Linked DNA regions of Homo sapiens: region 2 is linked to region 1. A link is an interaction called in ENCODE POLR2A ChIA-PET data of the cell type or tissue named here. Cell type or tissue: A673. All regions are shown on one strand. Each heading gives the region's core, and the rest is flanking DNA. Links, peaks and the distances in the headings are about the cores only.

Evidence for each region. Peaks named below come from ENCODE experiments on the same cell type or tissue, not always from the same donor. Only the 100,000 strongest peaks of a DNase experiment are listed, where the experiment ranks them.
Region 2: POLR2A ChIA-PET joins it to region 1 with 6 read pairs; 1 of 35 experiments calls an interaction of 5 or more read pairs at or near these places.

The regions. Positions count from the first base shown.
Region 1 is chr11:42,628,156-42,636,121 of GRCh38, forward strand. No RefSeq gene overlaps it. Among named protein-coding and RNA genes, the nearest start is that of LINC02740, 380 kb to the left of the region's middle. In A673, for the core only: a CTCF peak has its summit at 3,583 (motif pointing left); a DNase peak (open chromatin) is centred at 3,566.
Region 2 is chr11:44,116,881-44,120,880 of GRCh38, forward strand. All of the region lies in intron 4 of EXT2 (exostosin glycosyltransferase 2), which reads left to right. Among named protein-coding and RNA genes, the nearest start is that of EXT2, 23 kb to the left of the region's middle. In A673, for the core only: a CTCF peak has its summit at 3,471 (motif pointing left); no DNase peak of the experiment used is centred there; H3K27ac peaks cover 670 bases.

The sequences.
Region 1 (7,966 bases), core at 1,568-5,567:
TAATAGTTTAAATTCAGAACCATATTGAATATCATTTAAAGTTTTGCACATATTCTAAGACAGTAAAATCTCATGCAAAGAGCATAGGAGCTGAGACCACAATATTTAGTTCTGTCACCATTTGTTCTGTTGACCTTGGGCATAACAACTTGAAGCTTGGGCTTACTTATAAATAAAATGAAAGATTATAGTATCAACCTCATGAAGTTATGAGAATTAAGTAGGTTAATTTTATATAAGAACACAACACTATACCAAGTGTATCAATAAATGTCATCTATTTATATTATATATACTTTCTTAATAGAATTCTCATTCCAAATGTTGGCACTTTGAACACATTATTTTGTTGTTTTTGTAAAGACCCAATTAAACAATTGTTTCTGAGATGCTCTAATGTTGGAATTGGGTGGCTCCAATAGAAGAACCATAGTCAATATTCAGTTACCACACAGTAGGAAAAGCCAAGTAAGCATCGCTACTGGCAGAATTTAGTCTTAATGAGGGGTATTTCTGCCTGGGTGAGCCACATATTATAGCAGCATCTGGAACTAGTCTCTGTACCCAGCAGGTATCTATGGACACCAACAACTCCCACTCTTGCTGTAAGAGAGAAAAGAGTTGAAATCAACTGAAAGGAAGGTTTCAGAAACACCTGCGGTTCTTGGCATCACTAAGTCTAAAGAATCGCTAAATTACTTCCCTATGCAGCATCACAGATGTTAATAACTTGCACCTGTGCTTATGTGTGTCTGCTGGGGGTGTGGAGCTGCAGACAGGAACAGGAACATCAAAGGAAAAAGAGAGGCTCCTTCTCAGAAACATGGTCCCTTATAGACCATCACTCATATGGACCGCAGACCATCAATATAGTCATGTGGGGAACTATACTCTTCACCAAACTATGAGTTTCTCAACTGCAGAAAATTTATTCATTGTTGGGTCCCACGTAGTATATTTGTTGTTTGTCCCACAATAAATATGAACTCAATTAAGCTGAAATAATTAAATACTATAAAATACAAAGTTATGAGATTTGTGGCAGGATAATTTATTAAAATATGTGGTACTTTTACCACTGCAGAAGAATCAGAAAGAAATAGTTATATAACACACATCCTCAGGGAGAAGGATCATGAAATCCAGAGATCTCCTCAAGATAAGCAAGCTGTTCTGTTGTTAAAAGCCAAGGCTCGGCCAGGCGCAGTGCCTCATGCCTGTAATCCTAGCACTTTGGGAGGCTGAGATGCGCCCGTCTTGACCTTGATCACAAGGTCAAGAGATCAAGACCATCCTGGCCAACATGGTGAAACCCCGTCTCTACTAAAAATACAAAAATTAGCTAGGCATGGTGGCACACACCTGTAGTCCCAGCTACTTGGTAGGCTGAGGTAGAAGAATTGCTTGAACCTGGGAGGTGGAAGTTGCAGTGAGCCAAGATTGTGCCATTGCACTTCAGCCTGGAGACAGAGTGAGACTCTATCTCAAAAAAAAAAAAAAAAAAAAAAAAGCCAAGGATCACAAAAGCAAAAAGCTAAAGTCTGTGCATAGGGTGAGGGATACAACCCTGAGATGTCCAGCAACAAGGGAGTATCCTGAGCCAAGTGAAGAGGGTTGGGGATTTGGAGATTTATGGGAGCAGAATGGCCAAGAGACAGGACATTGTCCAGGTGGATTGTAGATTTTTGAAACCCTCCACATGAAGAGCCATGATGTTGAGAGCTGTGGTTTTGGGGCCATAGATAAAGCTCCTTGGTACAGCAGAATTGAGAAGATAGATCCACATCACCTAATCAGTGGATGTCTCAGTTGGAGCTCTGATGGATTAAAGATGGCCCTTCATTTTGGGGTACCATTGAAATCTCTAGATTTCTTGTGGAATTCTAGGAAGATATGATAGTGAAAGGAATGCAAAGAAAAGTATGCAAAGACTCATTTAATTTTGCTTGGAGAAACAAAAATATGCTTCTTGCCAATATAGTTGTAGGGTAGAATTCATACATGCTACATATGCATCATAAGAGATAGAAGGACTACACTAAAATATTAAAGCAATTCTCTCCGTGTGTTCTTATTATAAGTAATATCCTATTTTTCCTTATAGTTATATATACATATGTGTTTTTTAAAGCTATCTTTAAAAATAAAAGTACAAAATGCTCACCTTCCTACCCATGACTTACCAGATGGTGCAATGATTTTTCCTGGGAACAAGTGGCCCCACTCTTCTTTTGAACAAAGTCACAAACTTTGTGACTGGTTTTGACTTCTGAGAAACCGGAGAAGCTATCATGTACAAAGGCACACTCATCCTTGAAAACCTCTCACGAGTGGTTTGTTCCAGCACACATAATGATTTTGTTGGATGTTAAAAGAATGTAACATTCTCCAAGAAACAAACAAACAAACAAACAAAACCAACTCTGGCAACATCAAGTCACTGAAGTGACTGAAATTAGAAACATCTTTGTGAATTTCTACATGAAATATTTTGCTGTTTTTATTTAATATTTACCATTTCCAATATTCTTTATGTAAATCCAGATTTCCATCTGGTAATATTTTCCTTCTGCCCAAAAAACTTTCTACAAGAAGAACATTCCCCTACATACTCAGTAAAATCATCGAAATCATAAAATTAATCCTAATATGCTACTAGCATCTAATCCTTCAAAACAGTTGCTCCAGTTAATTCCTTTACAGCAAAAGGGTGCAGTTGCAGAATCAGGCATTGCATTTTGTTCCCAAAGCTTTTTCATCTTTTTCAGTCTGAAACAGTTCCTCAAGCTTTCCTTGTCTTTGACACTTTTGAAAATAATAGGCCAGTTTTTTTATTTAATTGTGGTAAAGAAAATATATAACCTTCAATTTGGCATATGGTAAAGTATTTTAAATAAGTCTACAAATTTCCTAAACCAAGATCTCCTTGATTTGAGGTATCATGTCTTATTTCTGTATCCCTTAAACCTAACAAAGTGCCTGGAATATGATGAGTTTTTAGTAAATATTTGTTGAATGAATAAATGATATAAACCCATTTCATAGGTGGAAATTGATAAAGGGGTGTTAGCTTAAGACAATTGTTCTTTTTTTTCTAGATTTGTTCCCTTATTTATCCCTCAGAAAATGCTCTTTGACCATTTGCTTCTCTGCTGCCTTTGTCAATAAGACATGGTTCTTAACCTGCAGAGACAGCTATAGGGAAACCATGACAGTGGAATGACTAAGAGCTATAAGATATGCATGGGAGAGCTTACAACTAAATAAATTGCTGTCCAGCCCAGAAAAGGGAGTGATTCATTCTACCTAAAAAAATCAGGAATAATGTCCCAGCGGAGGTAGCAATTGATATGACTCTTGAGAGATGAATAAGTTTTTGAAATCAGTGGGGAGGACAGAGAGTTTGAAAAGCACTTTCTGCATTATCTAGCACAATCCTGTGCCTTCCATTCTAACTCAATATTATTGGCTGATGAATAAGACTGAAATGACTAACCAGTAACTTGATTGAAAGTGAATCCCAATTCTTGTTTATTCTATCCTGATTCAGTTAATTTGGCGCCCTCTGCAGATCTCTCTCTGCAAAAGGATATATTTCATGAGGTCACATCCTCACAAAGCATAAAAGCTGACTCACATGCTTTGTCCTAACATCTGTGGCTTTATTTAATTTCACTGTAATGTTCCAAACTGAGATTTCTTTGTAATAATCAGATAGTCTGTAACAATACTTGGATAGACTTGTTGCCTTAAGAGGAGGTTTGATTTTATTTTATTGATTTTCTTATAATGCTTGTAATTGTTCCAGTTTGTTGGAGCTTTTTTCTTACCTCGCTTTTATATTTTCTAATTGCTTTCTATCTCGCAAAAAAATATGTCTGTGGCTTGTTGATCTTTTCCTTCATTAAGAATGTATGTTGCAAGATAGGCTTGGCATAGAAAGGCAAAACTCTATTATCGAAAATTTTATTATGCCCTCTGATATATGTTTCTCTTTCATAAGAATGCAACAAAATGCCTTTGTCCTTCACTTCATGAATAACTGTACCCTTCGGAAGAGGAAAAAAATAATCTGTTGTGTTCAACACTTTCATTCAAATGTTGTGTTATTAGTGTTTGGGAAAAAACACATTTTAACTCGGTTATTTGATCGCCTTTGTCCTTTTTAGTACCTCTGCATTATCTCTGTTTTAAGAAATGAAATGAGAAGCCATTCAAGGTCAGTGCAGAAACCATGAGGAGGAGCATCCCTCTCTAGACATGCATCAATTCAGCAAACATTTATTGAACACAAAGAAATTGGCAAGTAGGTTGACAATTACTGGAAATAAATACAAAACAAAATCTAGGGTTCCTAATGCTAACGCTGAGCAAAATTGCAGAGGGGAATGAGGCTCATCAAACCCTTCAGTTGTGATGCTGCACAGCAATTAGGTTCCCATCAGGGGCTCTGGAATCACACAAGAATGGCCTCTACTCCCAGTTTTGCTATAAGGTGAGTGACCCAGGGCAAATTACCTGCCCTATTTGAGTCTCACTTCTCCTATCTATAAGTTTTCGGTAATACCAATACTTGCTTCAAGACTTTTCTGAAGATTTGATGAAGTACTGTATGCAAAGTGCTAACTAGAGTTACAGGAACATAGTAAGTGCTCAGCAAATTTTAGCTCTGGATATGCAGTGATTCTGCCTCAATTACATTAGCCTACTAATCCAAAAACATAAAAGGTACCCAGTAAATGCTTGTTGAATTAATTCAGTCCAAGTATTCCACCCACCATGTCAATGCACTATCAGACATCAAATTGGACTTTCCCAGTTTTAATCAGGGAGTTCAAAACAGTGCTTGGCAGTAGGTGGGTGGGGTCGTCAATTCATAGCTTGCACTTTGCAGTCTGAATCTCTCACATTTACACCAACCTCAAATTATTTCTATTCATATAAAGTTAAGATGGTGATTAGCAAGCAGTTTACAAATGAGCTGATATTCCACAATTCAAATTTCTGGTTGAAAAAAAAGTGTAACATGGATGATGAATCCGAATATAGCTGTCAATGAAAAGAAATGCATCTTCCACTACTTAGGCCCAGTTTCAGTCCTTGCCCTTCCAGAATAATGAACAAACCTTTAGAGTTATAATACAAAATCTACAAAAGATGCTTATCTACAAAGGGTCTTCTACACAACTTTGTACATCTCTCCATGATGTAAAGAAATGTACAAGTAATCGTAGTTCCAACAGAAGGAAGACTCCTATAAATCTATAATGAAGATTTCACAAAAAATAGTTAACACCTTAAAAGTTATCATTTGAAAAGTAAGTTAATAGTCTTGCAGGAGGAGAATACCCAGTTCCAAAAAGTAATCAGTAGCTAATTACTGAGCCCCATCTGTGCATTTAGCATTTTCCAAAAGACTAAATGTAACCTTGAAAATTCTCTGTCCATATTAGTAATAACCAGACAGGTACCAGGTAGAAAGAGTAGAATAAACCAAACTCTGCTAAACGAATAAACCAAACAAAAATACCAAAAATATAGCTAATGCTACATAGCAATAAGGCTTCAACATAAGACATAGAGAAGTGTTGGAAGCAAAATCTTTAGGGAAGTCTAGAATAAATTTGTTTAAGGAAAAATGCTTAAAGCATGAGGCAGATTCTGTCAAAAATATCATGATAAAAATTTAAGTACTGACTGTGGTTTATGGAATTCTCCTTTTTTGAAGGTTGATATTTACCATCATCCTGATAAATGCCTCTTTATAGTCAATTCATTCCTTGTTGGCCCATATCTCCCACCTCTAGTATTTATTGCATAAAGGAATGTTTCTCTGACTACTCACAGATAAATCTTCTCATTGATGGAGGGTTTTCTCACTACCTATTATGTGCCTATCTAGCCTCAGCCAACAATTTATTACCAGTTTAGAAAGAAGGCAATGAGGTAAAAGACTGAATTGTTTTTATGGCTGTGTCTATATTTCTTAAAGAGTAAGAACCTTTACAAGAGAAATTCATCCTGGAACCACATGAACCACCATTCATTTGGAGAAAAAGGAAATTGTTATAAAATATTGAAAACAGAATCAAATTCTATGAGGCTGTCATTCTGTTTTACTACCAGGAACTATTTTAATCCCCACTCAGTTACTTTCTGACTCTTAACTAGAGTAATGCTGTGAGCCTGCAGATGTGGGTTCCTTTGAACACCACAAATAGTGGCTGGAATCAACACATGCCATTAGAATACAGGGCCCTGGCACCGTTCTCATTCACTGGAAGCTCCTCTCCAATCAGTATTACATTCAGTGATGTCTGAATTTTTATTTGACTTGAAGTACAATATAGTAGTGTAGTGGTAAGAATAACAGAAGAAGAGTCAGAAAACCTCAATTTTAGTCCCAAACATACAAAGTCACATACATTATTAACTCGGACAAGTCATTTAACATCTCTGTGCCTCATTTTCTCAACATGTATAATGAGAGTTTGGATTAAATGGCCTCTAAGATCTCTTTGTTAGGTTCTATATTATTTGAGGCTGTATTTATAAACCAATACATACCGGTAGGTATCAGCCTGCCTTTGCAACACCACATCCACTATCAAGCACCACATTTTAAGTATTGCCTGCACATGCACTTTGACAAGCAGTCTTGAAAGCAAGATATATAGATTGAGACACACCTATTTGGAAACATTAAAGTTTTAACTGTAACAAAATGTGGTGATATGGTTTGGCTGTCTCCCTGCCCAAATCTCAACTTGAATTGTATCTTCCAGGATTCCCACATGCTGTGGGAGGGACCCAGGGGGAGGTAATTGAATCACTGAGGCCGGTTTCCACTTTTGCTTCTTCCTCATTTTCTCTTGCTGCTGCCGCCATGCAAGAAGTGTCTTTAGCCCTCCACCATGATTCTGAGGCCTCCCCAGCCATGTAGAACTGTAAGTCCAATTAAACCTCCTTTGCTTCCCAGTCTCGGGTAGGCCTTTATAAGTGGCGTGAAAACAGACTAATAAAGTAAATTGGTACTAGTAGAGTGGGGCATTGCTGAAAAGATACCTGAAAATGTGGAAGCAACTTCGGTACTGGGTAACGGGCAGAGACTGGAACAGTTTGAAGGGCTCAGAAGAAGATAGGAAAATACGAGAAAGTTTGGAACTTCCTAGAGAGGCTTTGCCCAAAATGCTGATAGTGATATGGACAGTAAAATCCAGGCTGAGGTGGTCTCATATGGCGATGAGGAACTTGTAGGAACTGGAGCAAAGATGACTCTTGTGTTTTAGCAAAGATCCTGGCGGCATTTTGCCCCTGAACTAGAGATTTGTGGAACCTTGAACTTGAGGGAGATGATTTAGGGTATCTGGCGGAAAAAATTTCTAAGCAGCAAAGCATTCAAAAGGTGACTTGGGTGCTGTTAAAAGCATTCAATTTTAAAAGGGAAACAGAGCATAAAAGTTCAGAAAATTTGCAGCCTGACCATTCAGTAGAAAAGACAAACCCATTTTCTGGGGAGAAATTCAAGCCAGCTGCAGAAATTTGCATAAGTAGCAAGCAGCCTGATTTTAATCCCCAAGACCCTGGGGCAAATGCCTCCAGGCCATGTCAGAGACCTTCATGGCAGCGCTTCCCATCACAAATTCAGAGGACCAGAAGGAAAAAGTTGTTTCATGGGCCAGGCCGGGGTTGTCGCGCTGTGTGCAGCCTAGGGAATTGGTGCTATGTCCCAGCCTCTTCAGCCATGGCTGAAAGGAGCCAACGTAACAGCTTGGCTGTGGTTTCAGAGGGTGGAAGCCCCAGGCCTTGGCAGCTTCCATGTGGTATTGGGCCTGCGGGTGCACGGAAGTCAAGAATTGGGGTTTGGGAACCTCTGCCTAGATTTTAGAAGATGTACTGAAATGCCTGGCTGCCCAGGCAAAAGTCTGCTGCAGGGTGTGGGGGGTGTTGCAGGGAGGGGGTGATC
Region 2 (4,000 bases), core at 1-4,000, 1.5 Mb after region 1:
AATTCTTTATCTATAACAGATGTTAGAACCTCTTCAGATCCATGATTTGCAAATCCTTTCTCCCATTCTATAGACTGCTTTTCACTTTCTTTTTTTTTTTTTTTTTGAGACGGAGTTTTGCTCTTGTTGCCCAAGCTGGAGTGCAATGGCGTGATCTCGGCTCACCAAAACCTCCGCCTCCCAGATTCAAGCGATTCTCCTGCCTCAACCTCCCAAGTAGCTGGGATTACAGGCGTGTGCCACCACGCCCAGCTAATTTTGTATTTTTTGCAGAGACGGGGTTTCTCCATGTTTGTCAGGCTGGTTTCAAACTCCTGACCTCAGGTGATCCACCCACCTTGGCCTCCCAAAGTGCTGGGATTACAGGTGTGAGCCACCGCACCCGGCCTCACATTCTTGATAGTGTCCTTTGATGCACAAAAGTTCCTCATTTTGATGAAGTCAATTTATCTATTTTTCCTTTGGTTACTTGCAGTTTTGGTGTCATTTTTAAGAAACCATTGCCTAATCCAAGGCCATGAAGATTTACCCTTACGTTTTCTTCTAAGAGTTTTACAGTTTTGGCTCTTACATTTAGATTTATGGTTCATTTTGGTTAATTTTTGTATGTGGTATAAGGTGGGGGTCCAACTTCATTCTTTTGCTTGTGTATGTCTAGTTGTCTGAACACCACTGGTTGAAAAAACAAGTCTTCTTCTATTGAATGGTCTTGGTACCCTTGTTAAAAATCAACTGGCCATAGATATATGGGTTTATTTTTGGATTGTCAATTCGAATCTGTTGGTCTATATGTCTATTATGCCAGTACTACATTGTCTTGGTTACCTTAGCTTTGTATTAAGTTTTGAAATAAATGTAAGTTCTCCAACTTTGTTCTTCCTTTTTCTTGTTTTAAGAGACGAGGTCTCGCTCTGTCACCCTGGAGTGCTGGATCGAATGGGTGGGATCATAACTCACTGCAGCCTTGAACCCCTGGGCTCAGGTGATCCTCCTGCCTCAGCCTCCCAAGTAGCTAGGACTATAGGTACATGCCACCACGCTTGGCTAATTTTTTATAGAGATGGGTTCTTGTGATACTGCCCAGGCTGTGTTCTTCTTTTTCAGAGTTTTCCTGACTATTCAGGTCCTTTGCATTTTAATTAACTATTTTTGTTATAAGTAAATATAAATGAAAAACAGTCTAAACTCTTTGTGCTTATGCAACTACAAAACTGAAACAAATTTACAAGGTTAAATATAAGCACATCTACAAAACTAATAACATTCAGATTAACATAATTGAATATGATAGCTGATGCTGTTTCTTTGAAATGAGATTGCATCTTTAAGGTGAATATGGAGTTAATTACGGGTTTGCTGGGTTTGATGTGCCTATACTGTTGTATGTTGGGTGAAAATGTACTTTTTTTTTTAACCATGTTTTCTATTTGAAACATTAGAAGCTTCCCTTTAGATAGCATATTGTGACATCATTTATCTTCATATGGTACAGATGCATGATTCATATTTTTTCCAATATTTTATTATGAAAATTTCCAAACAGCAAAGTTTAAAAAATTTTACACTGAACATAATGTATACCCACAGCCTAGATTCTATCTGCATTTTTACTCTACTGCTTTATATGATTTACATTTTTAGTGTTTCTCTCATCTCATTAGTCCACTAAATAGAAACTTGGAAGTTGAATATTTTTTAGCAGTATTCATCATTAAATATGAGCAAAACTATCCCCATACTAATTTTTTGGATTATCATCACAATGGAAATACACAAATAATTCTTCTAGTGAATTCACGGACAGAAGAAACTGATATAATTCAGTGCCCTATTTCGAGGTTAGATTTTCATAAATTCAGAAAGGATGAGATCATCTACATAAGCCCCGCTGGTACCCTTTGGGGTGGTACAAGTTTCTGTTATGTGCCTAGGGTCTTAATTTGGCATATTTATGTAGCACGAGATAGAAATAACTATAAGTAGGGAAAAAAGTTACTTCTCTGCTGCTTCTGTGAGCATTTACTTAAATCTGTTCTGTGATTTAAAAAGTTTTTATTCATTTCTTTTTCTCTTTTTTTCCTCCTAAAGTTGTTCTGGAAATTATTTAATTCAATTCAGTTTAGTTCAGTTCACTTCAAGTCAAACCTTTATTGAAAGCCTGTTTGGACCAAGTATTGGGCTAGACTGCTGTCTCTCATCAGGAGAAAGGGAATGATTATGTCCCCCAGGGGACATTTGGCTATTTATATATATATATATATATATATATATATATATATATATATATATACACATACACACACACACACACACATTTTTGACTGTCATGACTGTGGGGATGTGTGTCAGAGGGTCCTGAAGACCACTTCCAGTTACTATGATTTGCCAGGAGGGCTCCATGACTCAGCATATAATTGTACTAACGTCTGTGACTTATTACGGCAAAAGGATGCACAGCACAGTCAGAGAGGTAGAAGACGCATGGGGTGAATCTGGAGAAACCAGGCACAAGCCTTCAAGTGCCCTCTTCCAGTGCGGTGCACAAGATGTTCTCAGTTCCCTCAGCAGCAAGCTGTGACAACACTTGTGAAATGCTGTCAACCAAGGGAGCTCGTCAGAGACTTAGCACCCAGGACCTTTCTTAGGAGCTGATTGCATAGGCTGTCTCTGCCTGGCACGTGCCAAACTTCCAGACTCCCAGAAGGAAAGCATGTGTTCAGCATAAACCACATTTGTTTGTGCAGTTTGGATACAGTGAGCCACTCTTATCAGTTCCAGGGATGATGGGAACCCTCTCCAAATCCAAGTCTCCAGATGACAGCCAAAGACCAAACTTATAAGCAAGCCTTTCTAAGGAGAACACTCAGGCCTGCTATGTTAATTCTTCTCTGCATAGGGCAGGGCAGCCCCCAACATCAAGAAATACTGGGTGCAAATGTCAGCAGCGCTGGGGTTGAGAAACCCTGGGTGAGGCAGAGAGTGACATGTGAGGACTGGTCTGCTAGGACTGCTCAGCTGCTGTGGGCCTCTGTCTTCAGTGCACTTTTCTTGAGACCACTTGAACCAAACTCTCTCTTTATTGTTTAATCCCTCTCATATAATCTAGCTCTCTTATATTGGTTTAGGACTCTTAATCCCCTTCAGGTTTAATCCAGGGAAGAAAACTGAAAATAAAAGCTTTAAGTGAAAATAAAACAAAGGAGAAAAACCACTCCAAACAGTAAAACTCATTTTCAAATAATTAGTTTCAGAGATTTAGATACATCAATATATAATTAGTTTCAGAGATTATATATTGGTGGTATTTTCCTAGTAATTTAGTGTCTCTAATTTTTGTGTATAACTCAGCTGGAATTAATATCTTTAACTAGATCCTTTGAAAAGGTGTCAGTTTCTAAAGTTCTGTGGTTCAATAACCCGATAGGAGTGTCCAGTTTATCTTCAGGGTAGCACCGAAAGGTAAGGCTGCGCTGAGCATGTACCTCCCTCTGCTGGCTGGTAGATGGATTTCTGCAACCTGGCTTGGGCCCATGCTGTCCATTTCGGTGCCAGCTTGCAGTCTGGTCATGCACTTGTGGTGTTAACTTTTATATAAGAACATCTCCTACCACCACCCCTCCCTGCCCCCGAAAACCAAGACAAAAAAAAATTAAAAAGTAAAGACAGGTTCAGACTCATCATCCTGCCAGGGACGTGGGAGAAGGCAGGGTGGGCCATCTCATGGCAGTGTTTTGGGTTTGTTGATCCTTGTGAGAGTTGCTGTTTAAGGGAATTCCCACATCTCTTGCGGGCTATACAGAATAGTGAGAGCTTTGCTTTTATTTTTGTTTTAAATCTCTGTCAGCATTTGTTCAATGGGAAGTGGATGATTGTTGCTATTGATAGCTGCTTCTCACAGCTGTTTTGGCCTCAGCTGGAATTCTTGTCATTTTCCTTCTAAAATGAACTAAATTGGGAGTTTACAACTGTTACTATTGAGGGAGACTTCAAGTTCTCAGCA